7 separate regions of the Homo sapiens genome follow, and regions 1, 2, 3, 4, 6 and 7 are each linked to region 5. Evidence: chromatin loops called from intact Hi-C (ENCODE). Cell type or tissue: Caco-2. All regions are shown on one strand. Links, peaks and the distances in the headings refer to the core of each region. The heading gives the core; the rest is flanking DNA. Region 1 overlaps PDZRN4 (PDZ domain containing ring finger 4). Region 2 has its middle 17 kb from the start of LINC02400. Region 3 overlaps PPHLN1 (periphilin 1). Region 4 has its middle 81 kb from the start of LINC02400. Region 5 holds the start of LOC105378247 (a long non-coding RNA gene). Region 6 overlaps PDZRN4 (PDZ domain containing ring finger 4). Region 7 overlaps CNTN1 (contactin 1).

Region 1 (4,492 bases), core at 185-4,184, 750 kb before region 5:
CTTGTTGTATATTTATTTATCAGTTTACTTGAACTAACCCACTAGAATGTAAGTCCCAATATTTTATAGTTTTCATTGCCAAAAATTCAATCTTTCAGTTCTTTCCCATTAAGTGATTTTGAGGCCAAGTTGTTGGCAGGATTTTTGCAGTGGCCTGAATAACAAACTTAGAAGAAGTGAGCTCAGTGGAGTGACAGGGGAGGCAGGAAGGAAATAGATCCTCTCTGCTCCACATCTTTACACACTGCATGCTAGGGTCTGTGCTAGGCGGTTGGTGTAATTTTTATTTATCTCCCTTAAAATTTTATAAGAGTATACTGTGGATTTTTTTAAAAAAATAATCATTTCTGAGGGATTATTACATATAAGGCTATAGATATATAGTAAGTAAAGGAGATAGGATTCAAACCCAAATATGGCCACAAGAGTAGGAAATAATTTTTAATATCTGCCTACAAAGGTTTCAGTGATGAGTATAAAGCATTTCACTTTTTAAAATAAAAATGGAGACTCATTGAATCTAAGGAAATAATTTAGAGAAAATGTACAGGCTGGATGTGAAAAATGAAGGTGATTTTGAGGGATGTGAGACTAGAGAAGACTATGATAGTACTTGTGAGTTTCGGAGTTGGGTAAATGGTTACAGGCAGAGGAAACTCCAGATTTATATGCTTTTCTATCTTGGTAGATGTGGTTGACTAGCAGTAGTTTCACAGTTGTTATTAATGAGAAGGGTGAATGGTGTAGGAAGCCTAGGACATTCTCGATAGGGATGACAGCAATCCCAAGGGACAAATATTGGTCCTTGGAGGGCAAGAAAGCTTACATATTACAATGGTTTGTGGCTCTCCAAAGAACTGCAGTATGTAAACAGATATACAGCATATTTGTGGTATTAAAATTTCATATGGAAGGTGGTGGGGAGATAATGGAAACCAAAAAGAAACAGGGACCTAATACAAGAAAGCAGAAACCATACAAGAAAATGATTTATACAAATAAGCTCTTCTCTGGTGTTTTAAGAACCCTTTTTAGTATATTATAGTTATTGTAGCAGTTTAACGAGTAGACCCTGGCCTCAGATAGATTCAGATAGACCTGGGGATTATTTTATACACGTCATAGTTCATATATTTATATGAAATATGAATATATTTATGAAATATGAAAATATATATTTCATATATTCATACATCATATTTATACATGTCATATTTCATATGTGTCATAGATTCTGCTAAGTGTTTCCCATTATATAGTCATTGATTAAAGCCTTGCAATAAATTTATGAGAAATTCTTTGAATAAAACTTACCCAAAGTCACACAGCTCTTAATGTTAGGGCCAGCAATCACTATGAGATTTATTTTCCTAATACACTGGGAATAGAAGGTAGTCATACTATTCTGCAGATTACAAGAATCACATCAGCTAATGTATGTAAAGTACTAAGCAAAGTGCCAGGCAGGAATGTTAGCTACTCTTATTATCTATCTATGGTCAGTACCCTATATTTGTCTGGATAAACCAGAGTCAGCAGTATTTACCATTCTTAGAGACCCAGTTCTACTTTAATAATAATGTCATGCATAATGGTTAGCTAGTGTGACAAATGTACCACACTAATGCAAGATGGTAACAAGAGGGGAATCTGGATATATGGAAACTCTCTGTACTATATTTACCACTTTTCTCTAAATCTCAATGTATTCTAAAATATAACAATTCTTTAAAAGAGATTCACTTCTAGCAACAAATTGAGTATGTTGTTGTAAATTGCAACTTTAAAAATCAGTTTCATAAATTCAGCAGAACAATGAAAATGCAAAACAGACAAAAAACAGTAATGAGCGTGCACAGGAATTTTAAACATTCCATACATGAACCAGCAGATGGCAGAGTACGCAAGCATCTGAACTTGGGTACTAAAACCCTGCTTCCCATCAAATGAAGCCTTTTCATTTTTCACGTAGTTTTAGTTAATTTATAGGGCCAACGATATAAAATCCTGCTGCCCCTAACTACAAGGCCGTTGCTGAAAATAAAACGGGCGTGAGTTCTGGGTGGATTTGTTAGCTCACAGGCACTGCAGAGGCGAATTTCCCACTGAGGAAAGAGTCCGCTTTCATTCTGAGCGTTGTGAACTCAGTTTATGCACCAGTGCAGATATGATGTCTATAAACAGATGGCCGGCCTTCTTATCCCAATCTCTTTCTCACCTTACGCTCACTGTGGTGATAGCTCACCTGGTCCAGGTGGGTGGATGATTGACTCTGTAGACCAGACTAGCTGGACTAATCAGTGATCCCCAGCTGTGCTGACACTAATCTAGAGTTACTGCTGGAACGAAAGTCTAACCTCCAACTGAAATAAGGTTGGTGAACAGCTCTTGTTGCAACGATTGAAGAGACTCTGCTGCTCTTTGGTGTGTAGGAAAAGTAATGTTTGTTAGAGGTAATCAATTTCTCTTTGGTAGATTAGCAGCTATAAATAGAATTCACATACAGAGGTTCCGTATGGATAAAGATGATTTTCTTTTCTTATGTCTAGGGGAGAGGAAGATAATTTATGTGAGCAAGTGAAAGGTGATGTGGAATAAAAAGGATATTAGTTAGACATTTTAGTCCTCGGCAAAGAATTTAAGGCTAATGGCCTCCATCTGATCCAAAAGCCAATTATGCTAATGACGCTCTTAGATGTAAAAGCTGTAGCTATAAGTCAACACAGACTTTTGGCACTCAATATGTTTGCATGGACACTAAGATGATCCTTTTCCTCCTGTTCCCTGGCTGTACTCAAAATTCAAATCCCTTTTACCTTTTGTTATATGCGTGACTCATAAGATAATAAGACTGAAAGAGGAGGCTTTTTATAAGGCCATGATTGGATATATCCTCCAAGCTAAGTCTTATGTTATATTCAGAAGTCATGGAAGAAAAACATAGACACAAGATACCAGAAAAGGTTGTCATCTCCCTATCCAGGATAATGTTTTTCACCAAATTCAAGGAGACTTTTTAATTTCTTTTGTTCAGAAGGTTAATCATTGAGATGGGTTAATGTACACACATTAGTTAATCTTAGCAGTCTGTTAAATGAACAGGTTTATTGACTTTACAAAAGATTACTTTGTGTAACGATTACATTGAAAGAGCAGAACTCAATATGGTGCAATATAAAGCATTATTTTTCCTTCCACTGTCCCTAAAACCCTGCTAGAGGGGCCAGCTATTTCTGTGCTTCTGATGAAAAGTGAAAGCAGTCCCATAGCTTCAGTAACTTTTAATTATAAAAACAGTCTCTTAATAATCAAAATTCCCTACCTCATTCAAAGTTAAACCTTGTCCAGTAGTTCCCTTGAAAGTCCTTTTACTCAAGATAGAGATAAGGGAACAGCGGAAAATGCTACATCACAACAACTGTTCCTAAGGAAATTCTATTCCAAACACTCCCATCCTTTGAACTTTCTAATTTCTAAATATCTTCTTAGTGCGGATTAAATGGAGGGTCTCAGTATTTGTTTTGGGATGCCATTTTAGCAAGCCCTGCATAGTGATGGAGCCCCTACTAAGGATGCATGGATAAAGGCCCTTATCTCAGCCTTTCAGCCTTCAGCTAAAACAGAAAGAAAAAGTCCCAGTTAAATATCCTGCCATATTTATAACTCCAGAAGGATTTTTGGGACACTAAAAATAAAGGCAGGGTGACATAAAAATAACGATGTGCTAGGATTCTTGTTAAGTGACTCTCAAAGGGCACTGGGAAACCAGTTACACGCAGGGTTCGGGTATACAGTGTTTTTCAAATGTTTGGGTTGGTAACATTTGAGAATCAATGCTCTTTTATACTTTAAACAAATCAGTCATTCTTGACATAAGTCATTTATAAAATAAGAATGCTGAACTAGAGAGATGTATAAGATTCCCTTAAACTCAAAATTATTTAAGAACTTTCTTAAGCAATCAAAAAGAGAAAATAAAATTGTCAAAATATTATTTCTAGTCATCTCAGCTTTGATTTTGTTTACATGAAGTAGGCAGGCAGTTTTTAAAACCTAAAAAGCTAAAACGTGTTGGCCCAATTTATGAACTTAAATGAGAAGCAGCATCTTCATTTTATAAAAAATGATGGTCGTGGTATTTAAAGATGGGTAGTAGTTTCCAACAATAAGTAGGAGCCACTATTATTGAATAATTAGTTTCTATTTTGGTTTTTCTAGGAAAGCTTGTATTTATTTATTTATTAACCTAAATAAGTCTCTGTGTCCTCAGATAAGAATATTAATTGACCTGGCTCCAGTCTGTGTGAAATGTGAATTTCCTTAAAACTGAAAATGTAGAAATCAAACATATTACTATTTCAAGGAAGTACTAATGTTTTCAATAGAGGGAAGAAGACATGGGTTGAAACAAAGAACTAGAGTTGGAGATAATTATAGTAGTATTGAGGATAGCCTATAAAGAGACAATAATGATTAATAAAAGCCCACCTGC
Region 2 (4,492 bases), core at 306-4,305, 280 kb before region 5:
TAAAACCATATTGTAGAGGTACAAAAACCAATTGGCATCCTTTTTATCTATTTTAGTTTTTGTTTCCTTCCCTTCTGTCAAAGTTTTTGTTCTGTTTTATTCGAATGGTTACTGGATATACTTTGCAAGAGAGGGAGGGTCCTTCCTACCCTACTCACATTTACAAATGTCTTCCTCCAGAGAGTCCCAAATTAGTGTCATCAGAGTTATGGGCTTTCCTCATGGCAATTATTGCTTTCCTGGGTTTAGGGACCCTAACCTTAAATTGGGTTTGAATTAACTCCTTGTCATGTTGACAAGTTGCAGCACTTGATTAAACCCAGTCTTTGTCAGTCCATTTTACAATTTCATAGTTGTTCAACAGGGCAATGGTGTCTTCAGGCCTCTCAAAGGCACAGAGTGAAGCATTTGGAGCTACTTTTCATAAGAGTCTGTGCCAAGGGTGCATTCCCTTAAAACCCTGAGGATTATGACATTTTTAAATGACAGAGACATAGGTAGCAACAGCGGAACCAGCATTTTGTAGAGTCCTCATAAACCACCGGTTTTTTGGAGAGTGGACCCCAGCACTCCACCTAGTGACGACTCTTCCTCACATCAGTGATCACCTGTTGAGCCCATAGATTAGAGAAGGTGTAGTCATTCTCCTGAGCAGTCTGTAAAACAAGGGCCAATGCCTGCTTGAGACATGCAACCAATGATCATAGGCAAAGAGTCATTCCCAAATCTAGTGTTGGCCACTGCTTATGCTGAAATCCAGGCATACAATTCAATCCAAGACTCATGCAGAGATCCGAGCCACAAGGCATGGCCCAGAGCCACCTTAAGGAAAGTGCTCACCTCATACTCCTGTCCCTAAATGACAATTATTAAAACTTCCAACTTAGGTCAGTGAAATCCATGACAGAGGCTTGGTTGGAGTTGGCAAATGTAGCATAATGTTACACAGCTCAAAGCTCATGCCAGCCAACAAGCAACAGCTAAAAGCGCAAACTCTCCAGTAGGCAGCAGAGCCAGTTAGCAAGCCAAAAGCAGGAGAAGACCCCCAGGTGGTAGCGGTCCAGATGGTGTGGCCTCGACCACCTACTCATAGCACCAGTAATTTTGTGGTTGCCCTTAGACAGCAGGATCAATCCTCCACCCAAAATTGGCTCAGATGTTGAGACTGGTGCTATAACACACACTCCAAGAGGGTATGAAAAAGGTTGATTATTCTCATAATGTGGTTTTCTGGGGAGAGCAAGGCAAGCACTCAAGCTGCTCTGAAATGGCTTGGCTGGAGGGAAGGATGAGTAGCTTTGATTTTTATTATTGTTGGAGAATGGGGCCAGCACGAAGGTTGCCTCCCACAAAGGCGGGCTTGCATAGTTTAACTTCCTACTGGTGCCAAGGGAAGGAGCTCATGAATTTTCTTACTGGCTCGTCCAAATGTGGGGCAAGAAGAGAAGAGAAAGAAATGGGCCTCAAAAGCAGTCAGTAGCTGAGAAACAAAACAGAAGTCAGACTCTATCAAACCTAGCTTAAGAACTACGATATTAAAACCTTTTTTTCGTTTATTCAGTAATAAAAATTTTTCCCCTCGTTTCCCTGGAAAAGTAATGTCTAAGGGATCTATCCTTTGATTCCTGAATCTCCAGAAATATTCCTAGTGCCAGGAGCAGAGATTCAATCTCTACATGTGCAAAAGATAAATGGTTAGAAAAATATCTGAAGGCTTCAGCAGAGTGCAACTCGGTGATTTTAAATACCCCAAATTGATTTACCCTATGCTTAGGCTAGAATCAGGAGTAATTAGGAATTGCTTTTGCACTTTTTCTCAATCAAGAGTGAATACATTTTTTTAATTTTAAAAGGAAAGTTAGAAACTTACTATTTTTTGTAATCTAGAATCTGGATGCAAAAGAATGCAAAAACTTTCAGAGAAATAATACATTTTGTTGTCATTAAAGCGATTACCCTTTTCAGGGGGGGAAAAAAATAACTTTCCAAATTAGATACCTCAATAAAGACAGAAAGTTGGTCTGTAAAGAACACAAGTCTTGTTTTTATGCCATCACCGACTCTGAGGGTTTCCGGCCTAATCGTTTTTGATTTTTTTCTTCCCAGCCAACTTAAAAGATTTCTTCACAATCAATGAGATCAACTATCTGGTCCATTCAGCGTAGTTATTATGAAGGCAAAAACAATGAATTGACTACATTTTCAATCCAGTTTTGTTATGGGAGATATTTCAATCAGAGAGACATGCTTATAAATTTTCTTTGAGAGGAAATCTGGGTGGGAAAAGAAACGACGGTGTTAGCCAATAAATGTTGCTTTTCAAACCTGCTAAGGCTCTCAGATGATTTATCACTGTTTGAAAGCTGTGGGCTATTTTATAAAGGAAAATGTATTTTCACTTGCAGTTGTGTAAAAATTTTTTCAAAGTCACATTTATAAAACTCATACCACCTGAAACTAGAAGACTAAAGTACTCTGGCCAATCAATAGCTAATGGCCTTCACCAACAAGGAAGCCCTGAAGGATCTTCTGCTTGTCTCATTTCAAAATGTTGAATTTCACATATCAGAGATCTCCAGATGTTGGCTTCACATGTGCCTTTCTGAAAGGAGTCCAGCTGAGGGTGGGTATTTGAATGGTGTCCATAGAAGTCTCCCCAGTATTCCTGGAGTATTCACCCCTATCTGATAAGGGAAAGATGAAAAAATAGCCCTAGGAAATCAGCGACTTTGGAAGGCACTATTTTAAGAGTTTCTATGTCATGGCCTGTGTGGTTTGCAGAGATAAAGTGGCTCTGATCACCCACAGCCCTGTTGAGTTAACAGGCCTGGTGAAGGGTGGAAGATACTGCAATGAGATACTCCATGGAAGGGCAAAAGAACGTAAACCAATTCATCACGCTTCATTTTTAAATCATTGGTGAGATTTTTAAGTGAGACAGTACAGCATTTAGCAAGCCTGGTTTCTAACAGTAGCTTCAGAGAAAACTTCAACCCCTTAAAATGAAGCAGTCCCTAATATTGATCATCCACTGACAGTTCACTAATATTCCATGGCTTACCCTTACTAGACTTACCCCAGGTAAAATCTATCAAAAATCTTCTTGACCTCCAGAATTTGTGTAAAGAGGCCACTCCTTCTGTTTGAAAAAGGAAAAGCCTCCAGCCAGAAAATTTAAAAGGACATGTGAAAAATGGCTGAAGTGAGATTTTTAAGCAGATAAGCTTCCTCACTATTTCCTCTGCAAGTCCAAGTTTAGAAATCCCCTTCTTATTCAGTAATAAATAATTATTGAGCACCTACGATGTGAATAATGTGAGGCCAGGCTCCATGGAGATACACAGATGAAGAAAACATAAAGGCAGAAGATGGTGAATCAAAGTGGGGAGAGGAAAGAGATGTGCTCTTTTGATTCTTTTATTCAGTTCATTAGAAATAATGACTCATGAACTCATGGCTATTTTAAAATATTTGTTTACTTAATTCTATGGATTAAGGCTTAACAGTGTTATTATTTATTTTGTTGCTAAAATTATTTCAGCTTTGGCCATTACAGGTTCCTTTAGGTTGGTTCCTGTGTTCTTTCAACAAGCACACCTCCATCCCACACTCCTCTTTTTGGGTGTGAGCATTTCCTTATTTTCTGGCACCACAAGACGTTCCAGCCTCATTTTATATTTTCCTTGCACCAGCCCTGGAATGAATCACTCTTTAAGGAGCCCGTTTTTCAAGTTTTATTTTCAATTGAGAGATAATAATATTCATGGAGTAAAATGTGATGTTTTGATACATGTATACATGTGATATATATACATACATACATTTTGATACATGTGTACAATGATCAAATCTGGGTAATTAGCACATTCATCACCTCAAGTATTTATTATTTCTTTGTGAGAACATTTACAATCCTCTCTTTTAGACATACATTTTCAAATAGACATTATTATGAAGTATATTCACCTTGCTGTGCAGTAGAGCATCAGATCTTACTCCTCCTAGCTGTAACTTTGTAGTCATTGACCCATGTGCTCTCCTTTCCCTTTCCATCTCCCGACCCCACTCTCCCAGTCTCTGGTACCTACCATTCTATTCTCTACTCCTACAAGTTTGACTTTTTCAGATTCCATATATAAGGAGAACATACAATATTTGATCTCTGTGCCTATCTTATTTCACTCAACATAATGTCCTCTAGGTTCATCCATGTTGTCACAAATGACAGAGCTTCCTATTTTCTTGAGGCTAAATAGTGTTCCATTGTGTACTAATGCCACATTTTTGAAATCCATTCATCCATTGATGAACACTTAGGTTATTTTTGTGTCTTCACTATTGTGAATAATATTGCAATAAACTTGGGAGTGCTGATATCTCATTGATTGGCATATTGATTTCAATTCCTTTGGGTATATACCCAGTAGTGGAATTGCTGGATCACACAATAATTCTATTTTTACTTTTTTGAGGAACCTCCATACTGTTTTCC
Region 3 (4,472 bases), core at 473-4,472, 310 kb after region 5:
ATAGCACGATTGGGGGATCTGTTATAAGTGACATTAAGAAGGTGACATTGAAGGGCAGGAAAGTTAATTCCACAGATACCTGGATGAAGGGTGGCCTGCCCCTCCACACCTGTGGGTGTTTCTCGTCAGGTGGGACGAGAGACTGAGAAAAGAAATAAGACACAGAGACAAAGTATAGAGAAAGAACAGTGGGCCCAGGAGACCAACACTTAGCATATGGAGGACCTGCACCGGCACCAGTCTGTGAGTTCCCTCAGTATTTATTGTTTACTATTTGCACTGTCTCAGCAAGGGGAATGCGGCAGGAGAACAGGGTGATAGTGGGGAGAAGGTCAGCAAGAAAACGTGAGCAAAGGAATCTGTGTCACAAATAAGTTCAAGGGAAGGTACTATGCCTGGATGTGCACATAGGCCAGATTTATGCTTCTCTCCACCCAAGCATCTCAGTGTAGTAAAGAATAACAGAGCAGCATTGCCACCAGCATATCTCGCCTCCAGCCACAGGGTGGTTTTCTCCTATCTCAGAATAGAACAAATGTACAATCGGGTTTTATACCGAGACATTCCGTTTCCAGGGGCATGCAGGAGGCAGAGGCCTTCCTCTTACCTCAACCGCAAGAGGCCTTCCTCTTTTACTGATCCTCCTCAGCACAGACCCTTCATGGGTGTCGGGCTGGGGGACGGTCAGGTCTTTCTCGTCCCACGAGGCCATATCTCAGGCTGTCTCATTGGGGAGAAACCTTGGACAATACCCGGCTTTCCTGGGTAGAGGTCCCTGCAGCTTTCCGCAGGGCATTGTGCCCCTGGTTAATCGAGAATGGAGAATGGTGATGACTTTTACCAAGCAAACTGCCTGTAAACATGTTGTTAACAAGGCACATCCTGCACAGCCCTAGATCCCTTAAACCTTGATACCATACAACACATGTTTCTGTGAGCACAGGGTTGGGGCTAAAGTTACAGATTAACAGCATCTCAAGGCAAAACAATTGTTCAGGGTACAGATCTTTTTTTGTTTGTTTGTTTTTGTTTTTGAGATGGAGTCTCGCTCTGTCACCCAGGCTGGAGTGCAGTGGTGCAATCTTGGCTCGCTGCAACCTTCGCCTCTCGGGTTCAAGCGATTCTCTTGCCTCAGCCTCCTGAGTAGCTGGTACTACAGGCACGTGCCACCACACCTGGCTAATTTTTTGTATTTTTGGTAGAGACGGGGTTTCACCATGTCAGCCAGGATGGTCTCAATCTCCTGACCTTGTGATCCGCGCGCCTCGGCCTCCCAAAGTGCTGGGATTACAGGCGTGAGCCACCGTGCCCAGCCATGGTACAGATCAAAATGGAGTTTCTTATGTCTTCCTTTTCTACATAGACACAGTAACAGTCCGATCTCTCTTTCTTTTCCCCACATCTGGAGAAGAATATTCTGTGCAGGGAATTGCCAGTGCAAAGACCTATGTTCATCTGAAGTTTGAGGTCAATGTGACTTTGCTGTTCAGTAACTCTAGTTGGCTATCAATAGTTGTTGAAAGAATATAAAAAGCGAAGGAATGAGTTTTGGTGGGGAGGGGAAGCTATTTATCCTGAGTGTATTTAATAATGGAAACTGACTAGATTGGAATGCAGAGTTACTATAGCCTAAGTTGCTACTATAACCAGTTTGGTTAAAATGAAAAAACAGATCCATTATCTTGACTTTGGATTCAGAGTGTTAATGGTTTGACAGAAGGATATTGCCTATGACTTTGTTTTCTCAATTTCCATGACACTTTTGCTTAGAGTGCAAGTCCTCCATAATCTCTCAGCCCTCAGTTGAAGTTAACATAACAGTGGTTGGATAGCCCAGTGGAGTGCTCTAAGAAAGGCTTCTTTTCTTTCTGGAATTAAATATCCCATGATGGTATATTAAACATACCGTCTTCATTGAATATGGCATAAGAGAAAGAGATTTTTATAATCCATAACCAGTTATTAGCGCACTTCTGAATGAAGCTTGTATTCTCCACACTGAGTTCTAATTCTGTTCTTTGCCTAATTGTGATGTAGAGGGTCCTTCTATTGTTCTGTTGATTCTTCAGTTTGAATATCTTGTTGGCTTAGATAACTTTTCTGGAGTACCATCGAAACTGCACTGATATGAGGAGATGTAGTGATGATGTGGCAGGTAACATGATCACTCACTGGGAGTCTGAACACCTTTGTATAAATGTAACTGATTGGTCAATTTCCTAAGCCTGGATAATATCATAAACAACATATGCCGCTAATCAGGAAGCTTGCTGTACTTATCAGCTATTTTTAAATCCTTTAAAAATTACAAGGTTCTAGCATGGGGGCAACATAGTAAGACCATGACTTGATAAAAAATAAAATTAGCCAGGTGTGGTGGTATGCCTGTGGTTCCAGCTACTAGGGAGGTTGAGTCGGGAGGATCACTTGAGCCCAGGAGGTCAAGGCTACAGTGAGGTGTGTTTGCCCCACTGCATTCCCGCCTGGGCAACAGAGTGAGACCTTGTCTAAGGAAAAGAAAGAAAAAGAAAATTGCAAGTTTCCATTTGAATATAAGGTGATATTAGTGTATTCTGTCTTCTAATTACCATAGGAGATGGTAATTTTCATCATACTAAACTATGGAGGTATTTTGAAGTCATTGTTTACAATAACAGCTAAAAACAACCTTAAACATCTAGTACAATCTCAGAGATAAGGATAAGAGAGATGACCTGCCCAGCTCTCAACTGGCAAAATTCTAGACTAGACTTCTAGGACTAGAATTCTGTTATTATAATTTTGTTCTTATGAAACTTGGGTGGCCTCTGGTGGCCAAAATGATATCTTCTATTTTCAAGAGTGTGTTTGAAGCGAGTTTGGCCTGAGAGTTCTGTTTATACAATTAATGAAGATTTAATTATTTCTCTATATTGGTTGGTTTATACAGACACAAATCTTTACGTCTGTATTTCCCCCCCTTACAGGAAATTGTTGAAAACGTTAAATTTGATTCCTAAAAGGACTCAAGTAAGTATAGTATAGTAGTATTTAATATAGTAGTTATTGTTACATTTTTTGTGGGACACCGGTAAATTTTAATATTTCAGTATTAAACTACATACTATTTCTTTAGAACTCTTATTGTTTATTTTTCTCATTTATTACAAAACCTTATTTTTATTTACATTCTCCTTTAGTATATTAATTTACATTCATCATTTTTATCATCACTTCACATGTTATGCTTATTGAATGATTTTCAGGAACTTTAAAAACAGTTACATACTTTTGTAATACATAATAGTATATATACATTATGCAGTAAAATATTCATCCTCTGCCCAGCTACCTAGTTCTCCCCAGAGGCAATTGCTGTTGCATTCTCTTGTTACTCCCAGGAGTAGTCTGTACATATGCATATATATTCATACCTGGTCTTTTTACTGTGCTTTTCTTTGCTTAGCAGTATATCTTGGCAGTCTTTTCATATTGTTACTGGGGTTACTTTTCTTTGAAATGGTTTGCAAAAATACTCCTTTTGTATAAATATAATTGATCAATTTACAAAAGGAATACAAAATATTCCTTTTGTATAAATGTAACTGATTGGTTCAGCAATTTAATTTGTGCTATTTTGATGGATATTTTAAGTTCCTTTCAATCTTTGCTATGCAAGTGTACAAGTATACCTAGAAGTAGAATTGCCAGGTCAAAGCATATGTGTTTTTAAAATTTTAATAAATATTGCCAAATTCTTCCCAATCTGTACCAATTATACTTCCTTTTTTTTATTTTTTATTTTTTATTTTTATTTTTATTTTTTTTGAGATGGAGTCTCACTCTGTTGCCCAGGCTGGAGTGCAGTGGCACAATCTTAGCTCACTGCAAGCTCCGCCTCCCGGGTTCATGCCATTCTCCTGCCTCAGCCTCCCGAGTAGCTGGGACTACAGGCGCCCGCCACCACGCCCAGCTAATTTTTTGTATTTTTAGTAGAGACAGAGTTTCACTGTGTTAGCCAGGATGGTCTCGATCTCCTGACCTCGTGATCCGCCCACCTCGGCCTCCCAAAATGCTGGGATTACAAGCGTGAGCCGCTGCGCCCGGCCAACCTCCTTTACTAACCTATGTAAGTGTTGCTTTCCTTAATCTCATCACTGCAGTTGGATTTTTGCAGAGCTTTTGGATGAAAATAAGTATGCCATTATAGTTTTGGTTTTCATCTTCTTTATTTTGAAGGAGGTTGAACATCTTTTCAAAAGATTTTTAAGAGCCATTTGTATTTTTTTGTGAACTGTTTGCTTATATGTCTGTTTTTCTTCTGGGTATAGCTATTGACATTTTTCCCCTTTGATTTGACTTTACTTCATTGCTGTTACTATTTCTCTGTACTGTATCTTAAAAAGGATAAAATCTAACTCTTTAGACTGAAACCTTTAGTGGATTCAGTAAAGGTGGGGGAGGAGGAGTAATGTTGACAATTTACTTCCCTT
Region 4 (4,492 bases), core at 311-4,310, 340 kb before region 5:
TACTTCAATTTTTTAATGATTCCACACTTTAATAGATTTTTTTCAATTAATCCACTAAATAGTTGTCTCAGATAATATAAGTTAACAGTGATTCTAGTGTATAAAACCATAAAATTGGCAAGTACAGTCAAGGAAATGAGATACATGAAAGTCAGAACTACTTATGAAGACAGCTTAATTTTGCCTCAAGGCATCTTTTTTCCCTGTGCATTCTATATAGTGCCAATTCTTGCTATTTGGTGTTTTAAAGGTCACTCAGAACCTGGAACTATCCATCGTAGCCATTCCAGCCTTTAGTAATGTCAATCATCATATCACTCCTCTCTTACTATTGACTGCTGAACATGTTAGAAAAAGTCATGCAGTGATGGCAGCTGGAATGACAGCCAATCCATGTTATCTAACATCAGCTGCCCATCAAGACTCCTGGGCAATCATTTATCTGCAGTTGACTCTCACTTCATGCAATTTGTGTTATAAATGTTTCCTGTGTTTCCAACTCCTACAAAACCCTCAAATCCATGTGTATCTTCTTCACTTTCAGCCAATAGGAATCTCGCCTCCTATATACTTGAGAAAGTAAAGGCCATATGATATGAATTGTCTCCATTTGACCACAACATATCTGCGATAACCCTCTTGCTTTCCTCTTACCTCAGAGTTTTCTCCTCTCTCTCTCGGAGATGTCATTCATTTACACAATGCGACAACACATAGATCTCACTTCTGCATCTTCCCCTACATTGTCATTCAACTAACTACTGAATGTCCTCAACTAGATTTCCTGCAAATGCTTTAAACATAGTACCTTTAAATTCTTTAGGATTTCCTTCAATCCTATAAAATTTTGTGGATCTATAAAATTATCTGGATAGTTGTCTTTATTCTCCAATTCATTTATTCAGGTCAAGATAGGTGAATGATTGATTTTTTTTCTCTCTCTAGCACTAAAATTCCATAATCTTTTTACTATGTCAAGTTTAACACCCTATCAAATTCTTCCTCCAGGATTTAATCCCATAATGCATTCACTTTGGCCATCTTAATCATGAGCTTATTCCTGTAGTAAAATGAACTTGCATTTTCCTGCTTCGTCAAATGATAAGCTAATGAAAGATCCTTGCCAACAGAGTTTTTAAATGATAACTGGAAGTTGCCAAAATACTCCCCTGACAGAGTCTCCCTTCATTCGGACAGAATCTAAGTTCAACCAGCAGGGGCTCCCTGAAGGCCAGACCTGCCAGCTGGCACCAAGGGCTTCCAGGTGGTCATCTCAGCTAATTGACAACGCCACTGGAGAGATTGCCAACTACACTGACTCATAGAAAGGAAGTTTACCTTTCTTTCAGGAATGGAAAGACAAAATGCCAAATGCAGCAGGTTGCATATCTTTGCTCATAAAATGTATAATTTGTCAGAATCATTTTTCTTTAAATGCTTTAATGGAAATCCTTGGCAGGTGCATACACTAATGATTCCCATATTAATTCAGTCCTCAGTCGTTCCATTTTATCCCTAAACTCTTTGCACCTCTTAGGTAGTGCTATTATTTTTTTGATTATGAATCACATGACGAGGCCATTTTTCCAAAGAAAAGGATATCTCTGTTACATTTGAAAGTGCTCTGTGACTCTTCTTAGATGGCCTGTGCTGAAATTAGTAATAACAGGTGGGATTGACTGTGGAACCATATATAATGTCTTCGTGCAATGTTAAATTTTACAGCCCCAGAATAATTGTAGAGAAACATTACAAAGCAAAGAGAAAGTAGAGTTTTCAAAGCTGAGAAATCTCTTTTGTCAAATTTATCTTATTAAGAGTGGTTTTCCGATTTGAAAGATATTAGAATATCATTTATTTTACTGCCAACTTTGATTCTCATTAGATATTCAAAAATTTTCCTCAAATAAAATGTTGAAGTTTAACCTAACCCCCTAATGACAGGGTTAATTTGGCTGCCAAATTTATACAAGAATAGAGAAGAAAAAGATATGTGCTTCAAGAGGGAAAAAAATCACATTCCATTATAATAATGCAGACAAGGAGTGTAGGTTTTGGGTTCTGAAGTCTATGTGAACTCCAGGAGTGGTCATATTAAAATTCATGTCACATCGCAAGTTTGTTTCTACTGAAAACTGCTCTGCTTAATCTGATATCCTATCAGTCAGATTTTAAGCACTTCTCTCACCTTTAAGAATGTGATAAAAATGTCCTACTGAGCCATCAAACTGCTTTCATTTTGTTTAATCCCTCAAAATGCTGTTGCTAAGGGAGAAGGGAGCCTAGGTGAAGCCATTCTGTTCATGCAGGTGCTGGCCGCCCAACACCACCCCTATGCCAGATGTGCAAAGCCCTTCATATTTTCCTTGCCAAAGGTAGGCTATTCAAATTTCATAGGCTTAGCAGTTTTACTTCTCCTTTTCTCTCCTCACCCTCAAGATATTCTCAGAGGGGTTTTATTCAACACCATACCGTGCTGAAGTTGTATGGGTGATACAGTAATTGCATGTAAGATACAGTTAAGGCCTAATGAACATTATATTTATGAAGAATGTAGCTCTGATTTCTAAAAGCACTTTGGTAAATTATACAAATTAAATATTCATTACCTTGTACTTCATTAGTTCACACTTGGAACACTTTTTCTTCATTATGGTAGCCTGGAGTAAAAGCTTTTTTTCTTCTAACACATTTTATCCTGCTATTTTTCAAAAACCCTTTTTTTACAGTATTTGGGGGAAACTGTATTTTTTCTATGGGGGCCATAATATTTATCATTTTCTTTTTTTAAAAAAAACTGCATCTTTATCTCACACAAAGAAAGCAAATATCTGTTTCAAGTTCTTATTTCAATAGTCAGCATAAAAATGTGCAAACTTTTACCTCTGGCTTTCACTCATCGCTTACTTCCTGCTCTTATTCCTATAAAAGAAAGTTATTTCATTAGGGAGAAACCTTGGCACTAAGCTAGAGGTACTGCAGAGTTATAAAGATGTGTATTTTCCATACTGGAATAACCTTACAGTGATTTATTAGTCATCACGCTCTGAGAAGTTAAAAATCCTTTAAGTGGTAAGGTTGTTTGTCTGAGGTAGGTGATTAATAGACAGCCTTCCTCAGCACGTGCAAATTAAAATAGAAGAAGGAATTATGATTGGAGCTCTCCTTTTCCACTTCTAAACACGCTAGTCAGCTAGGATGTATTCTTTCTTTGATGTATTCAGCAAATGTGTGTGTGAAATACTGAAAATGAGTCACCCTCCTAGGAGTTTATCAATTGAATGTCTGTTGCAGGTGGTCATACAGTCTCAAACAACTGAAAACAGGTGACTTAAAAATGTACTTGTAGACAAAATAAATGTCTCCAACTTTAAAGCTCTTCAGATTTTGTTCTCTTAAGATGTACATAAATGGCAATTAATGATGGGTTTTTACTAAAGGATGTCAGGGAGAGACCTGAATTGTAAAAGCATTTTAAAATCAGGTTTGAAAAGATAAAATGGTCTCCTTGAATTTTAAAGAGCACTTGACTAGAAAACAGGAGACTTGAATTTGAGTTCTGGATGCATCATGTAGTCTTACAATCTTCATAAAAATCCCTTACTCTTTTTAAGCATCAGTGATCTAATCTGGTAAATGGGAATAAGAATACTCACTTTGCCCATTCCTCTGATTTGTAGTGAAGATTATAAAAAGTTTTTAAAAACCAAATGTGAAAGCTTTTACAAAGTAAAATAGGTTAATGATATTAAAAATTAAAATCATGTGCTCCATAATTTCCATACACTAAAATATCAATCAAGACCTGAAACCGTAAAATTTGTAAAAGATAACATTGGAAAAACTCTTCTAGACATTGGCTTAGGCAAAGAGTTTATGACCAAGAACCCAAAAGCAAATGCAACAAAAACAAAAAATAAATAGATGGAAACTAATTACACTAAAAAGCTTCTGCACAGCAAAAGAAATAATCAGCAGAGTAAAAAGCCCACAGAGTGGGAAAAAGTATTTATAAACTATGCATCCAACAAAGGACTAATATCCAGAATCTACAAGAAACTCAAACAAATCAGCAAGAGAAAAACAAATAATCCCATCAAACAATGGGCAAAGGACATGAATAGACAATTCTCAAAAGAAGATATACAAATGGCCAACAAACATATGAAAAATGCCCAATATCACTAATTATCAGGGAAATGTAAATTAAAACCACAGTGAGATACCATCTTACTACTGCAAGAATGGCCATAATTTTAAAAATCAAAAAATAACAGATATTGGCATGGATGTGGTGGAGAGGGAACACTTTTACACTGCTGGTGGGAATGTAAACTAGTACAACCACTAGGGAGAGTCCTTAAAGAACTAAAAGTAGAACCATCATTTAATCCAGCAATCCTGCTACTGGGTATCTACCCAAAGGAAAAGAAGTCATTCTATGAAAAGCACACTTGTACACACATATTTATAGCAGCATAATTCACAATTG
Region 5 (4,492 bases), core at 318-4,317:
ATAAAAAAAGAACAGGATGACAAACATCCATAAACTATACATTTGAGGTAAATGGGCTAGCCTCATCTGGAATAAGACACTTGGTTTATTAAACAGCCTGTTGGCTAATTTTTGGTTTTTCCTTTGTTTCCTGTAGAGACCACAGTAGTTTAAAGTGACTTCAGGGACCCCTGTCCTTCACTGACTTACTGGATGGTCTCTACCATCAGTTACCCTCCAAAATATATAAAGCCAAAGCAGCTTATGTGGCACCTTGGAGGTCCACAAAAGAAGGGGTTCCAAAAGCATGCAGTCATTAAGCAACTTTTTATGCCCTAGTTCCAGGGCCTTGCATCCAGATATAAAACAAAGCTCAGGTACATAGAATGGCTGCCTGTCCTGTAAGGTTCTATGGATATAAACTCACTTGCAATTCATCCTGCTGAAAATGTCTCCTTTCCCGCCACCTACTTAGGTCCTGTTCTGCTTCTACTCTGCAACACTCTGAATTCTGGCTGTTGCTTTTGTTTTTTGTTTTGTTTTGTTTTTAGCATGTAAGGGTGTCTTTTCTCACTTTCAAGCTGAGCTATACATTCAAGGCTTTCTCTTATATTTCCAGCGTGTCTCTATGTCCAGAGCCTGAGGAGGGCTTCCCACCGTACCCTGGTTTGCTATGTTCAAGGTAGTCTCCACCAAAAGTTCATTCATTCAGTCAACATTTCTGAGAGCTTATGAGGTGTCAGGCACTACGCAGGGCACAGAGGGCACAAACATGAGTGAGATGGCATGCCTGTTCCTAGCAATCTCATAGTCTAGAGAGGAAACTCCAGCACAACGGGGCTAGTGCCTGGTATAGGTGTGAACAAAGGGAACAGCAGCAAAGAGAACCAAGCCACTGACTCTGATGGGAATGGTGGGGAGGGATTTGCACGTATGGCTGTGCGATGAGTGTGACCAATATCCATCCATGATCCGCATGGCAGGGAAATAAATTAACCTTGACATTTATGATCTGTACTTGTTTAAAAATATAATCGAGCATAACATCAGATGGGTTGTTAGACTGATCCTCAAGAAACCTGGGTCAGAGTTCTCACTCTGCCTCTATGTGAACTGAGCACGGCATTGCACATGGCCAGGCGTCACTTTCTCACAGTATTATTTAATCAGTTGAGTTAAATAATCCCTAAGATCCCAACTAGCTGAAAACTACATGATTATTATACTTAATGTCATCACTTTCCCACCCAAAAAGCATTTCTATAAGTTATTTAAGAAAATAAAGCTAAATATATCTGTTTGCCACGGTCAACACATGCAAATTTAGCCAAAGGAACAGACCTAGAAGAAGAAAGCAGACACAAACCAAAAGACTAAAGAGCGGAGAGATTGCTGGGGAGCCCTGGGCACAATGAGTGGATGAAGCAGGAACGCAGAGAAGTGTGGCTGTGGTTGTTTAGTTTTGACTGAATATCTGCAGGTCACCTTCTTGACCACAAACTTCTCAAAGTTCCAAATCACATCTTCTCACTGCAGCCCACTAAAGAGCACCAAGGGATCTTTCATAAATACAAATTGGTTATGATGAAGAAGAGAGTGTCCGTTCGCTGATGTTTGTTGAGTGCTGCTGATAACAGTCTTTCAACCTGCCCCGAGCTGCCTTCTCCTGACAAGCAATTTGTAAGACGTAATGAGCCCGGTTAATCCAACACACGCAGCCCCCTGGATCACATGTAACAGAAACTGCACGTCCTCCAGAGCACAGATCAGTATGAAGCGAGGTAAACTGTGATTCTAAATGCGTAGTTTCCTTTGCTCACCCAGCTCGGAATAGGTCGCTTGCAATCTTCAACTCAGCTCTGCCAAAGTTGGATTCCTGTCCCGCCACCGAGGCGGCAAAATGGGAAGCGCAGCGCCATCTGCTGTCCGTCGAGGGGAGAGTCGAGGCTGCTACGGAATTGCTACGGTGTATGGAAGGGGGTCCTTCCGGTGGGACCTGGACTCCTTTGCAAAGCAATTCTCTCCACTATAAAGGAATACATGAGATTTATTTGTTACAGTGCGAGCTTTCGTATTTATTTTGTTTTCTTTAGGTATGATAGTCTAGATAAAATTTCTTTGATTTCAGACAAAAATGAAATTAGAAATTCAAACCTAGTTATAATGTTTTAATGTATGCACTAAACTAGGGCATGCATTTCATAATAAAAGTATCTAACCCCAATTACAGAGCTTTCCTTCACATTCATTGTAAGTACCATAAAATTAATGGCGTACACACAAGCTGATATTTATACAAATATAAAGAGAACTATTGAAGAAGGAAAATGTATTCAACTATGTTATAAAAGAAACAGCACCTTTTGAGTTATTAAATATTTTTACAGTAACATTAGAATTTAAAGCAAATGGTTCAAAGGATGTCTTGCTTTCCTAAAAAAGCTGAAACTTTGCACCAAGTTGGCTGATTTGTTCTTAATTGCACTTGGTATGTAATTCTATTTTAATAGTCTATTTTCAGAGCTGACAGTGGGACACTGAGTTTCTTTCAACTATGAATGAAAACGTAATGTTTAGGACTAGATATTGGCTTTCTAATGTAGATGATTTGGAGCTTGTGTGTTATGACCAGAAAAAAAAAATGGTGGACAGAATGTCAAGGACAGCCACAAATATCTCGGAAGTCTCACCTACAGTACCGCCATCCCTAAGATTCTAGAAAGATACTATGATGGGGACCTGGACAGTGATACCCAGAGGCAGCTTCCTTTGGCCACTTTCTCCCGACATCTGATTCCAGTGGATATTTATTAATTAAGCTTCTATTACTATAATTTCAGGTAGGAGAGACCGAAACAGGTAAACTATGCTTATTTTTTATTACAAATATTCCCAAAAATATTTGGAAAGAAAAAGATGCTAGAAATAGCATCTTCAGGAAACAAAGTATAGGTTACGCTGTAAGAAACTGCTGCTGCTTGGCTATTTTTTTTTTTTTTTTACCAAAAGCAAAGGAATTTCATATAGTTCACCCTAATACTTAGGACACTCAAGGGTGCACTGACATGGATGTGATAGGGAATGACATCCCTTGTAAACGCAGTCTTTACATAGATGCTTCTTCACGTCTGAGGCTAGGTTTATGAGAAGTTAGTTTGGACAAATGTTTTAGTCTGTGACATGAGTTTTATAAAAGAGCACCATCCCTCAGCAGAATGCAGTAGCTCAAATGAGCTTTCAATAGGGGCTGTTGATTTGGTTGTTAAGACTTAGATTCTTATCCTTGTTCACCAGTTAAGTCTCTGTCCAGCTTTTCTTATTGTAGAGTAGATAAGAACTATATATAAAATTAATATTTTCATACATTGACTAGTAGACATGCTGCAATACAAAAAGCCCATTTTTAAGTCAGTTGCTTAAATGTAAGCAAGCACTTCCTCAAAGAAATAAAAAGTGGTCCTAAAAAGTGGTCAAGTTTTCAGGTCCAGTCACAGGGGTCTACATAATTCACAATTCAGCCACACTCATGTTATTTTACAAATCTGAATTATAAGCCAAGGAAGCAGAAAGACAAAACGAAGAAGAAAAGTGATCAAAAACTGATAGTATGGTACTTAGTGTTTATGATACCATGTTCAGTATTCTGGTAAACCATGATATTCTTAAGTATTGAAATACATACTTAGTTCTGAATGATGCTGATATTTTCATACTTCCAAAAAACATGAAATCTAAATCCTTTATGTATTCAAAAATCAATGACTCAATTTTTGATGTATGCAACAAAACAAATCTGTGTTCATTTTTTTACATCTACACAGATCTACACCCATAAAGGCCGCAATGAGCAAACAGATGTGCAACTGGAGCTTCCACTGAAAGCATAAGTCTCAGTCTGTGCATGATGAAACTAAGAAAAACAAAGACAAGCAGAAATGCTCTCTTCAAAACAAAATAGAACAGCTTACCATAATAAAAAGACTGTCACTCTAAAAAAACAAAGTACGAAATTTTCAAAAAGTACTCTTCAAAGAGATGGGGTGACTTGAAGATAGTCAAAAGAAAATGTCTGAGCCAGGAGTGGTGACGTGTACTTGTAGTCCCAGCTGCTTAGGAAGCTGAGGCAGGAAGATTGCTTGAATCCAGGAGTTGGAGACCATCTTGTGCAATATAGCAAGACCCCATATCTAAGAAAAAGCAGAAAGAAAACAAGACACTATTTTATAGATTTTATTGATGAATAATTTATACTATTATAATGTATGCTTATTTTCATAAATTTTTATATTACTTGAGGTTTTCTAGGTTTATACATTTTTATATTTGAAATGTATGAAATTTTGAGTCCCAATGAAATTTTTTAGGAATTCTAAAAATGTGTTTTAAATAATTTGAGGCCCAGCGCAATGGCTCCCACCTGTAATCCTAGCACTTTCGGAGGTTGAGGCGGGCGGATCACTTGAGGTCAGGAGTACTAGACCAGCCTGGCCAACACGGCAAAACCTTGTCTCTA
Region 6 (4,492 bases), core at 363-4,362, 760 kb before region 5:
TTTCTTAATATTAAAAATATTATTTGCTACATTTTCAGCAAATAAGAAAGAAAAGTTAATGTTTTATTAGTTCCATCAAAATACTTAACTGATGGTCTGTTGTGCCCACTATGAGTCTAGATAAGGTGATGCTATTATATATTTTAAAGTCAGTAATAAGAATCTTATATAAACTTGTGTACAATTGAAGTCATAATTTGGATTTTCTATAGTCTGCACTTCCTTAGTTTCATCCACAGAGAAACATTAACATTTCTCATACTTGAAATATCCCTGACAGAAAATAACGAGCTTCTAACCCCGTGGTTCTGCTGATTTTCTACAATATCACCCCCCGTAGTCAAGATAGTTTTAAATCTTGTGTTTTATGGAAATCAAATTCCATGATTTATCTCTCCCTTTTAATTAGAAAAAAACATGTTTCTATTAATTGAGTTAAATTGGTGATGCAGAAAGATGCACTATATTTATTATGTTGCCTCATAAATTCCATAGCACATCCCAGTTTTAAAAGACATAGGATTCTCTGTCCTCTTGGTTTATTAGGGATATGCAAATTTTCTAGGGGTTCAGGAATTCCCTAGAGTTTCTCATCCTAATTTGTATCAATTTTTATTAGAAAAAAAAAACTACCTTTCGTTGCATTTCGAAAAACGTATTCAGAATATTTGTGAAGAATGTAAACTGTAGTATTTAGTAGGAGGCAGTTACAAATTTCTTTAAAATATACCTAAGGGAAAATGTGTAAGCCCCATTCCATGTGGATTATTTGTTAGAAATCTAATAACTTGTGATAGATGAGTTCTGCTTCATCAGAAGTTGAAGGCTTAATCAAGATTTAGCAATTAAAGAAATTAGATTTCATTCTTTCACAAAGGCAAAGTAGTTCTATTTCTCTGTTTGTTTGTTTTCTTATTTTTTGAGATGGAGTCTCGCTCTATCGCCCAGGCTGGAGTGCCGTGGCGCGATCTCGGCTCACTGCAAGCTCTGCCTCCCGGGTTCACGCCATTCTCCTGCCTCAGCCTCTCGAGTAGCTGGGACTACAGGCGTGCACCACCTCGCCCAGCTAATATTTTGTATTTTTAGTAGAGACAGGGTTTCACCGTGTTAGCCAGGATGGTCTCGATCTCCTGACCTCGTGATCCCCCCTCCTCGGCCTCCCAAAATGCTAGGATTACAGGCGTGAGCCACCGTGCCCGGCCTCAAATAGTTCTATTTCTCTTTTTATTGTTTTGAAATCTCTTCAGTTCTACCAAATCCAGCAATTTACAATGAAGTGTAATGTAAGAAAGAGGAACGCATTCTTATGCTGGCAGATCCATGCCAGAGAACATGGGATGGGGAGAATAGTATCTGTGGTGGTGGGCAAGAATGGGAAGGGTACAGAATGGGCAGCCTGAAGTCCTGAAGATGGGCTCACTGGCTCCCCATTAAACTCTGGACATTTGTCCGGTGATTGCAATTTCTCTTCCAATCTTCATCCTTCCATTGCCTCCCCCGTGATTCCATTTGTACTCCTTCATGCCTCCCAGATGACTGGTCCAGTTCCCTAAATTAGCGTCTTCTCCAAAACGAGGACTTCTGGAACTCTTTTTCCATTTCCCAGTGGTGCTGATTGATGATACAGTGCTGTAACATTCATTATAGTTTTGCCTGCTGAAAGACCATGACCACAATCTGTCTACGGCCATGCACTGAGATAAGCAGTCACCTATGTGTCCACAACGTTCACTTGCTGGCCCTTGTCTGATGTGTTATCATACATTTGGTTCTGTTTAAGAAGCTTCTGTTGAGTGTCTTCATAAAATGGAATGCCCGTGGCCTGAGTATGCAAAAATGAGTAAGTCAAGGTTTGTGATTTTTAGAAACTTTCAAGTAAGTGAGGGAGCTGGAAAAAAATTCAGTTATTTTGTAATGTGTAATTCTTATAATAATTTCTTATGCAATAGCATCAGTATGGTTGTAGAGGTACAGACTAAAAGATACAAAGATACAACTTCCATTGAAGACATAGAATTTGTGATGATATTTGAAGGAAGATTGGATTTTGAAAGGGTGAAATTGCTATTGGTTAATAAACACCATTAAGTAAAACTATAGAAGTGATCACTGACAGAGAAAACTCAAGGGGAAACTAGTCATGAGCTGAATACTGTTTGTTTAGATATGCTAGATAATTTTAATAGTGAAATATCATTTTAGATGGATTCTATGTAAAATTATTAGAAGGTAAATGTAGATCACTAGAGCAAGATAAGATGTCGGCGTTTCTAGAATTCAATTGAAGACAAATCTTAAAGATTAATAGGTCAGTCAATTAAGTTACCATTTTTAGCCTGATTTTTTAAGTAGGGATAAAAAATACTGTATATATGTATATATATATAAAATATATCTCACTAACTAAACCACATAGTATATACTATTTAATAAAATTTACATGGTATAGATTACCTCATGCTTAAGGTAACTTCAGTGATTCCTCGAAATTATTACTGATTCCTTTAGTGAAGTCTCAAAGCAAAAATAATGTGTGTGTGTGTGTACACACACGTACATGTATCAATGAGACATATAAAATGAATTAGTCATGCTGATACCTTTTTTTGGTGGTGGTGGGGGAATGTACTGATAAAGCCTTTTTATCAAAATGTATCTTGTATTCACTTAAAGAAAATGAAAATAGTTGGGCGCGGTTGCTCATGCCTGTAATCCCAGCACTTTGGGTGGCCGAGGTGGGCGGATTGCTTGAGGTCAGGAGTTCAAGACCAGCCTGGCCAATATGGTGAAACCCCGCCTCTACTAAAAATACAAAAATTAGCCAGCATGGTGTTGCATGCCTGTAATCCCAGCACTTTGGGTGGCCAAGGCGGGAGGATCACTTGAGGTCAGCAGTTCAGGAACAGCCTGACCAACATGGTGAAACCCTGTCTCCACTAAAAATACAAAAATTAGCTGAGCATGGTGGCATTTGCCTGTAATCCCAGCTACTCAGGAGGCTGAGGCAGGAAAATCATTTGAACCTGGGAGGCGGAGGTTGCAGTGAGCCGAGATCCCACCACTGCACTCCAGCCTGGGCAACAGAGCAAAATTCAGTCTCTAAAGAAAATGAAAATAGAGTCTATCAATAAGTTAAAAGCAAAATGTTGGTAGAAAATAAGAATTAGCAATCACATGAATTTTTGTGCTTATATTAAATTTAAAAGCAAGTTACTAGTATAAACTATACAATAAAATATTTATCATATATAATCCCACACCTTAAAATACAAGAAGGAGGCTCCTCCTTTCCCCTTGTATTGATAATAGGTTTACATTTATCCATCAACATGCTTTTACCTCTGTGATCAAAGGTAAAATCAAGCTGTGGCCCAAAACTGACTCCATGAAAAACACACCCTTGACTTAACTTTTTGTCCTTTCAATTTCAGCAATATTTGAAAATATAAAAGTATAGTTAACAATATGTGCAGACTTATAAATTTACCAATTTAAGGAAAGAGAAAAAACCTATGGAAATTCTATCATTTAGCTGCCATATAATTACTTAAGGCTGTAGGTACAATGAATACATTGTTATTTATTTATATGATAACAAAATAATGAAAACATTGTATTGGCAGAGCTAATTATTCTCTAATTGCAAAGACTATCAAGTGACTTTGGCTTTATGAAAGTAAACTTCAACCTGAGTGTATACAATTTACAAAATTATGACATTGTTTTTTAAAATCATTATGAATAAAGCATCATACCAATAGTAGTTAGAATTGAACTTAGTCATAGCTCTTGGAAATTTGTTATCACCTTTGAAATATGTTCTTTTTCTTATTTTCTTTTTATCATGTAGTGGTTTGTAGTGGTTCAAAAAATCCATTAGAGGGCAATATAATATTGCTCTGAAGCTGAGAAAATATACTAGTGAAAGAACAGAGTATTACTCTGCCTCTCTGAGTTTTGAAAACAGCATTCTTACCAAAAGGAATTATTTAGTTCTGTTTTTTCATTAGTGTTTTATTTTTCTGAAACACAAACCATCAGCTGAATTTTAATCTTTTATTTATATTTAGAGCTGTAAAATAAATTATTCTAAATTTGAATTTAAATCTTGCAGGTGTATATTTAACTTGATAAATACAAATAGATGGTGCAGTAAATTTCCTTCTACAATTGTATTGTAGAAAACCTTTTTCAGAATGAAATCATGTCATTTGAAGCAACCTGGATGCAGCTGGAGCCATTATCTTAAGTGAATTAACGCTGAAACAGAAAATCAAATACCACATGTTCTCACTTACAAGTGGGTACTCATGAACATAAAGATGGAAACACTAGACACTGGGTACTCCAAAAGTGAGGAGGGAAAGAAGGAGGAGAGAAAGGAATGAAAAACTATCTAGTGGGTACTATGTTCACTATTTGGGTGACGGGTTCAATTGAAGCCCAGACCTCAGCATTGCACAACATATCCATGTAACAAACCTGCACATGT
Region 7 (4,492 bases), core at 210-4,209, 1.1 Mb before region 5:
ACACCTCTAGTAAACATACCAATACTCTTTCAGTTTCTGAACCAAAATTATACTTTAAAGAATAACAATTGAGAATTGGCAGAGAACTGTAAATTTTGTATTTTGACATTATATACCATGTAATATATTTTCCTTATAGATCTGAAACTATTTTGCACATGCCCAAAATTAGTCAAATTGGCACCAAAATCTCCAATACTTTATTTAAAGTGTATTTTATTTTGCAAGAAAAGTAAATACAACTTGGGTTTTATTCATTTTAAAGGAAAAAAGTAAGCTAAACAGGGATCTTACTTTCTCAAAAAGTAGGCTTCTGAATTTGAAAGAATTATCTTTGGTGTTATAAATTGAATAATTTCAAAAGTAAAGTCTAGAAGTTCCACAACCATAGTTTATAAAGTAGTAACTAATAGCTGCAATGAAGTCTATGTAAATAAATTTGCAGACAAAAATTGCCCTAAACTGAAACTTCATATTTAGAGCTTATTTATATTCTTTAAAATACTAATTACATTGTGCTGGTACATGTAAATAATGACTGCAAAAAGAAAATGGAAAAAAAAAGGAATTTAAAGAGAAAGAAAAATAGATCCCAGTCCCCTTTAAAAAAAAAAACAGGAAAACAAAGAAATAACTGGAATACTAATTAGGAAACAAATAATAAATTAGACCATAAAAATGTAAAAGACCTTGTGGCCACTTAGTGCACACTCTCCCTTTTCAGATGATAGCTGCAGAGATTCACATAGTTACCCCTCCAGCTAATCCAGAGCAGAGTCCTGACCGCAGGCTCACCACCTCAGGTTTCAGTTCATTCCATCAAATAATGATCTGACAGTGGGAGCAAACCTACTCAACTGACTAGATAAGCATCTTAATTGAATCAGAATATCAAATGCACATGTTTAGCATGTCATAGATGGACAGATGCATTCAATTATCTCGATTTTTAAAAAGCCTGGATAAGAATCATTTTAAAATAAATAATTAAACTGAATTCTATCTTTCAAACCAACACAAGACTAATGAAGCTATCCCTGGCACCTTCCTTCTCTTTTAAGGCAAACTACAAAGTTAAACTTCACTGGTCAATATGCCATGCAAAATTTAAGTAAAAACGCTATAAATATTTGATCCACCTTTTGGAAGATAGTCCTAACAGCTATTAATTGCTTCTAGGATTGTTAATAGATCATTCTCAGAATTAGTGGCTCCTCCTATGAAAATCTTAGTGAATATATATATGTCTCTTAAATAATGATTTGGTATTTTATGTAGTTCTCCCAATATTTCAACAATTGAATAGCATTTGTTCATTAAGAATATGTACTAAGCACATGCCATAAGCAGACACAGTTGTAGGCACTAGGTTAAATAAAACACTGAAATAGACATGGACACCAGCCCAAAATAAACCAATGATACCCCAAGAGTTTAAGATTCAGATGTAAATGTTTTTTGGTAGCTATTACAGTTAACAAAACCAACATAATTAACATGTTCTAACAATTTTCATTGCTAAAAACTAATACAGGAAGTTCTGACTAATAATAAAAAGGAATAGGGAAATCAAATTTTAAACTTTTTATTTCAAGAACCTAAGTTTTTATTTTCCAATTTAGTTTCAATAATAAATTGAATTCAATAATTAAGTATGCACTGATTTTAGCTTGCTATTCTTGATTTTAACCACTAAGGGGCAACCTTGTATAAGGATTCAAATTTCACAGCCCGGTGTAATTTGGGACTTCTTTTCCTTCATGAAATTAAACAAATGCATTTGCTCCTACTTATGAATAAATTGTGAGATTATAGGTGATTTTTAAATGTCTTCTTTATATTTTTTCTAATTAAAGTTATGTAATTATTAGGAAAAATGTAACTGTACATTTTTAAAGATGTATATTTCTTTTAAGAGTTTAATGGGAACACCAAAAAAGCAAAAATAACACTGTCTTTGTATTTAGTAATCCTACTTTATGTAAAACTTTGGGATTAATTTATTTTTTAATGTAACTTTCAATTTTAAGGCAGTAATTGCACACCTAGTACTGATTATAGAAAAACACTAAGGAGTTAAACATCTAAAAATTTCCTGAGTATTATATTAATATGTAATAATTGTCAGATGTTCCACTGGAACTTGAACTCATGCATGGGGGATGTTAAAAATACAAGCTCGAAGCAGAAATTTAATAAATCTGAGGCTTTGATACAATAAGATATTAAAGCAGTTTATCTGCCATTCTTTTATTTTGTTGATGTTATATGGCAAATGATCATAAATGTTTCAAGTCCAATTATAAAGTGGCTCCTGTTTTGGCTTTCTAATTCAATAGCTACTTAATGCCTTGGAGTAAATACAAAAGGCAGAGCCATTTTATTTATTCATTTAATGTATAACTTTTCTTGTTCCAGAAAAGACTTAAGACAATCTATCAAAAATATGAATTTTAAATATCTCATTTTATTCCTCTTTCAAGGTGGCACCTAACCTGTAGAATTTTTCAGTAGCCCTCAATTTTTGACATTCACTTTGGGTCATTTTCTTTCAACTGTTTAACAACATTCCCTGCTTAGAGCCATTAAGTTAGTTAATTACATGAGTTCCTTAAAATTTCCAGTTTTGGAGATTGTCACTATTTCATATATATATATATATATACACACACACACACACACACACACACACACACACACACACACACACATATGTATTACTCTTATTACAAATACATGTTAAATTTGTAATACTGTGGGACATTATTGCCTGTCTTATATGAATTCATAAATATCACTTGAATTGTTCAGAGATTGTGTCACAAACCAACCTGGGCTTTAGGCTTCATTTTCTCACCTCTTATGTGGTGACTCTGATCCAGGGATTAAAATTCTCTAAGCCTCAGAATTTCCCTCTGTAAAACGTGATTAATCATTCACTTACTTCATTCAGGTTACTTCACTGGGTTTGAAAAACTAGTTACTTCATGAAAGAGTGCATATAGAGACTTGGCACAGCATCTGAGAGTATTGGGGACACGAATAAAGTATATAAGTGGTTATTAATACTTTTTATAAGAGAGCAATCATCCCCCATTGGAAATTCCAGAAGCTTTTGCTAGCTAGTTTTTCTTTCTTTCTTTTTTTTTTTTTTTTTTTTTTTGAGCCACAGATCTCATTTTTCACAATTTAATACTTGCACTGCTTGCTGTGCTGGATACTTAGACTGAGACCAAAAAAAAAAAAAAATCTGGGTATTTCATTGCTGAAGGCAGTGAAGAGGTAATAATAGCCAACATTTATTGTGGGCTTACTGTTTAGACAGAATTGGGTTAAATGTTTTTCACATATTTCTCAGTTGATCTTCACAGAAATCCTCTGTGGAGTGCATATTATTGTGATTTTCTCAGTTTTCAAAGTGAGGAAAGTGAGTATTAGAAAAGTTGAGTAACTGGTCCCATGTAATCATACAAGTCGCTAGAGGCTAACAGAAGATTTGATACCAGGTGGCCTGACTGCCAACCCTGTAATCTCCACCACTTTGATTCATCTTTTGGTTAATGTTCATGTCTGTGTCTATTTAAATAATTCTCCCATAAGTATTTGATGCTCTACAAGGCAATACTGTTCAATTCACATTTTATTCTCTAATCTGGTTTAATGAACCTTGTATGCTCACTCAGATTGCCCAAATTACTTCATTCTCCCTACACTGTTGGCCACCTTTGCAATACACTGTAAGTCATGTCTACACAGTTTCAAGTGGTCTAACTATGAAGTTCCTGGCAATTCCTAATGATCCCCTGTAGACAGGTATGCTAGGTGTGTGTTTGCAGGTATGTGGGTGTGCATTTTTTCTGAGTGCATAAGCAATACCATTCAAGAGAGAAGAAGACAGATTTCTCACCCAAACGTTATTTTCCTTTTTTAAAGAAAAATTTTATTAAACATATCAAAAAAGGTCTTTAGATTTTACAAATATGTATTTAAAACTAGATCATGCTGTGATCTTGTACAGAAATTTTGTTTCTGCAAGACAAGAAAAAGGAGAGGAAAAATGATAAAACAGAAGTCAATTTGTTTTTTTTTTTGTTTTTTTACAATTTAATCTTTTATTTTTATTTACATTTTATGTAGAATGCTTATAACTAGAAAGAAAGGTTTCTTTTTTTATATACTTTAAGTTTTAGGGTACATGTGCACATTGTGCAGGTCACATATGTATACATGTGCCATGCTGGTGCGCTGCACCCACTAACTCGTCATCTAGCATTAGGTATATCTCCCGATGCTATCCCTACCCCCCCTCCCCCCACCCCACAACAGTCCCCAGAGTGTGATATTCCCCTTCCTGTGTCCATGTGATCTCATTGTTCAATATTTCATTGTCTCTATTCACTATTTTGGTTGTTGTTGCTGTTTTTGTGGGTTTTCTTCTTTTCTTTTCTTTCTTTTTTTTTTTTTTTTTTTTTTTTTTGAGACGTAGGTTAGC

The links. Hi-C counts contacts between places; a loop is a spot of excess contacts. Peaks named below come from ENCODE experiments on the same cell type or tissue, not always from the same donor. Only the 100,000 strongest peaks of a DNase experiment are listed, where the experiment ranks them.
Region 1: it touches region 5 in a loop (20-fold over the local background); 87 of 110 quality-filtered maps call a loop at or near these places.
Region 2: it touches region 5 in a loop (3-fold over the local background); 2 of 110 quality-filtered maps call a loop at or near these places.
Region 3: it touches region 5 in a loop (8-fold over the local background); 19 of 110 quality-filtered maps call a loop at or near these places.
Region 4: it touches region 5 in a loop (10-fold over the local background); 34 of 110 quality-filtered maps call a loop at or near these places.
Region 6: it touches region 5 in a loop (9-fold over the local background); 87 of 110 quality-filtered maps call a loop at or near these places.
Region 7: it touches region 5 in a loop (20-fold over the local background); 62 of 110 quality-filtered maps call a loop at or near these places.

The regions. Positions count from the first base shown.
Region 1 is chr12:41,275,333-41,279,824 of GRCh38, forward strand. All of the region lies in intron 3 of PDZRN4 (PDZ domain containing ring finger 4), which reads left to right. Among named protein-coding and RNA genes, the nearest start is that of PDZRN4, 89 kb to the left of the region's middle. In Caco-2, for the core only: a CTCF peak has its summit at 1,911 (motif pointing right); no DNase peak of the experiment used is centred there.
Region 2 is chr12:41,745,210-41,749,701 of GRCh38, forward strand. No RefSeq gene overlaps it. Among named protein-coding and RNA genes, the nearest start is that of LINC02400, 17 kb to the right of the region's middle. In Caco-2, for the core only: no CTCF peak of the experiment used is centred there; no DNase peak of the experiment used is centred there.
Region 3 is chr12:42,329,694-42,334,165 of GRCh38, forward strand. All of the region lies in intron 1 of PPHLN1 (periphilin 1), which reads left to right. Among named protein-coding and RNA genes, the nearest start is that of PPHLN1, 5.8 kb to the left of the region's middle. In Caco-2, for the core only: a CTCF peak has its summit at 2,783 (motif pointing left); no DNase peak of the experiment used is centred there.
Region 4 is chr12:41,680,851-41,685,342 of GRCh38, forward strand. No RefSeq gene overlaps it. Among named protein-coding and RNA genes, the nearest start is that of LINC02400, 81 kb to the right of the region's middle. In Caco-2, for the core only: no CTCF peak of the experiment used is centred there; no DNase peak of the experiment used is centred there.
Region 5 is chr12:42,022,490-42,026,981 of GRCh38, forward strand. It overlaps LOC105378247 (a long non-coding RNA gene), which reads right to left and starts at 4,113. Exons shown (of 4, transcript XR_944875.4): 1 at 3,948-4,113; 2 at 1,800-2,005. In Caco-2, for the core only: a CTCF peak has its summit at 1,900 (motif pointing left); a DNase peak (open chromatin) is centred at 1,872; H3K4me3 peaks cover 213 bases; H3K27me3 peaks cover 210 bases.
Region 6 is chr12:41,260,587-41,265,078 of GRCh38, forward strand. All of the region lies in intron 3 of PDZRN4 (PDZ domain containing ring finger 4), which reads left to right. Among named protein-coding and RNA genes, the nearest start is that of PDZRN4, 75 kb to the left of the region's middle. In Caco-2, for the core only: no CTCF peak of the experiment used is centred there; no DNase peak of the experiment used is centred there.
Region 7 is chr12:40,945,119-40,949,610 of GRCh38, forward strand. All of the region lies in intron 14 of CNTN1 (contactin 1), which reads left to right. Among named protein-coding and RNA genes, the nearest start is that of PDZRN4, 240 kb to the right of the region's middle. In Caco-2, for the core only: a CTCF peak has its summit at 1,737; no DNase peak of the experiment used is centred there.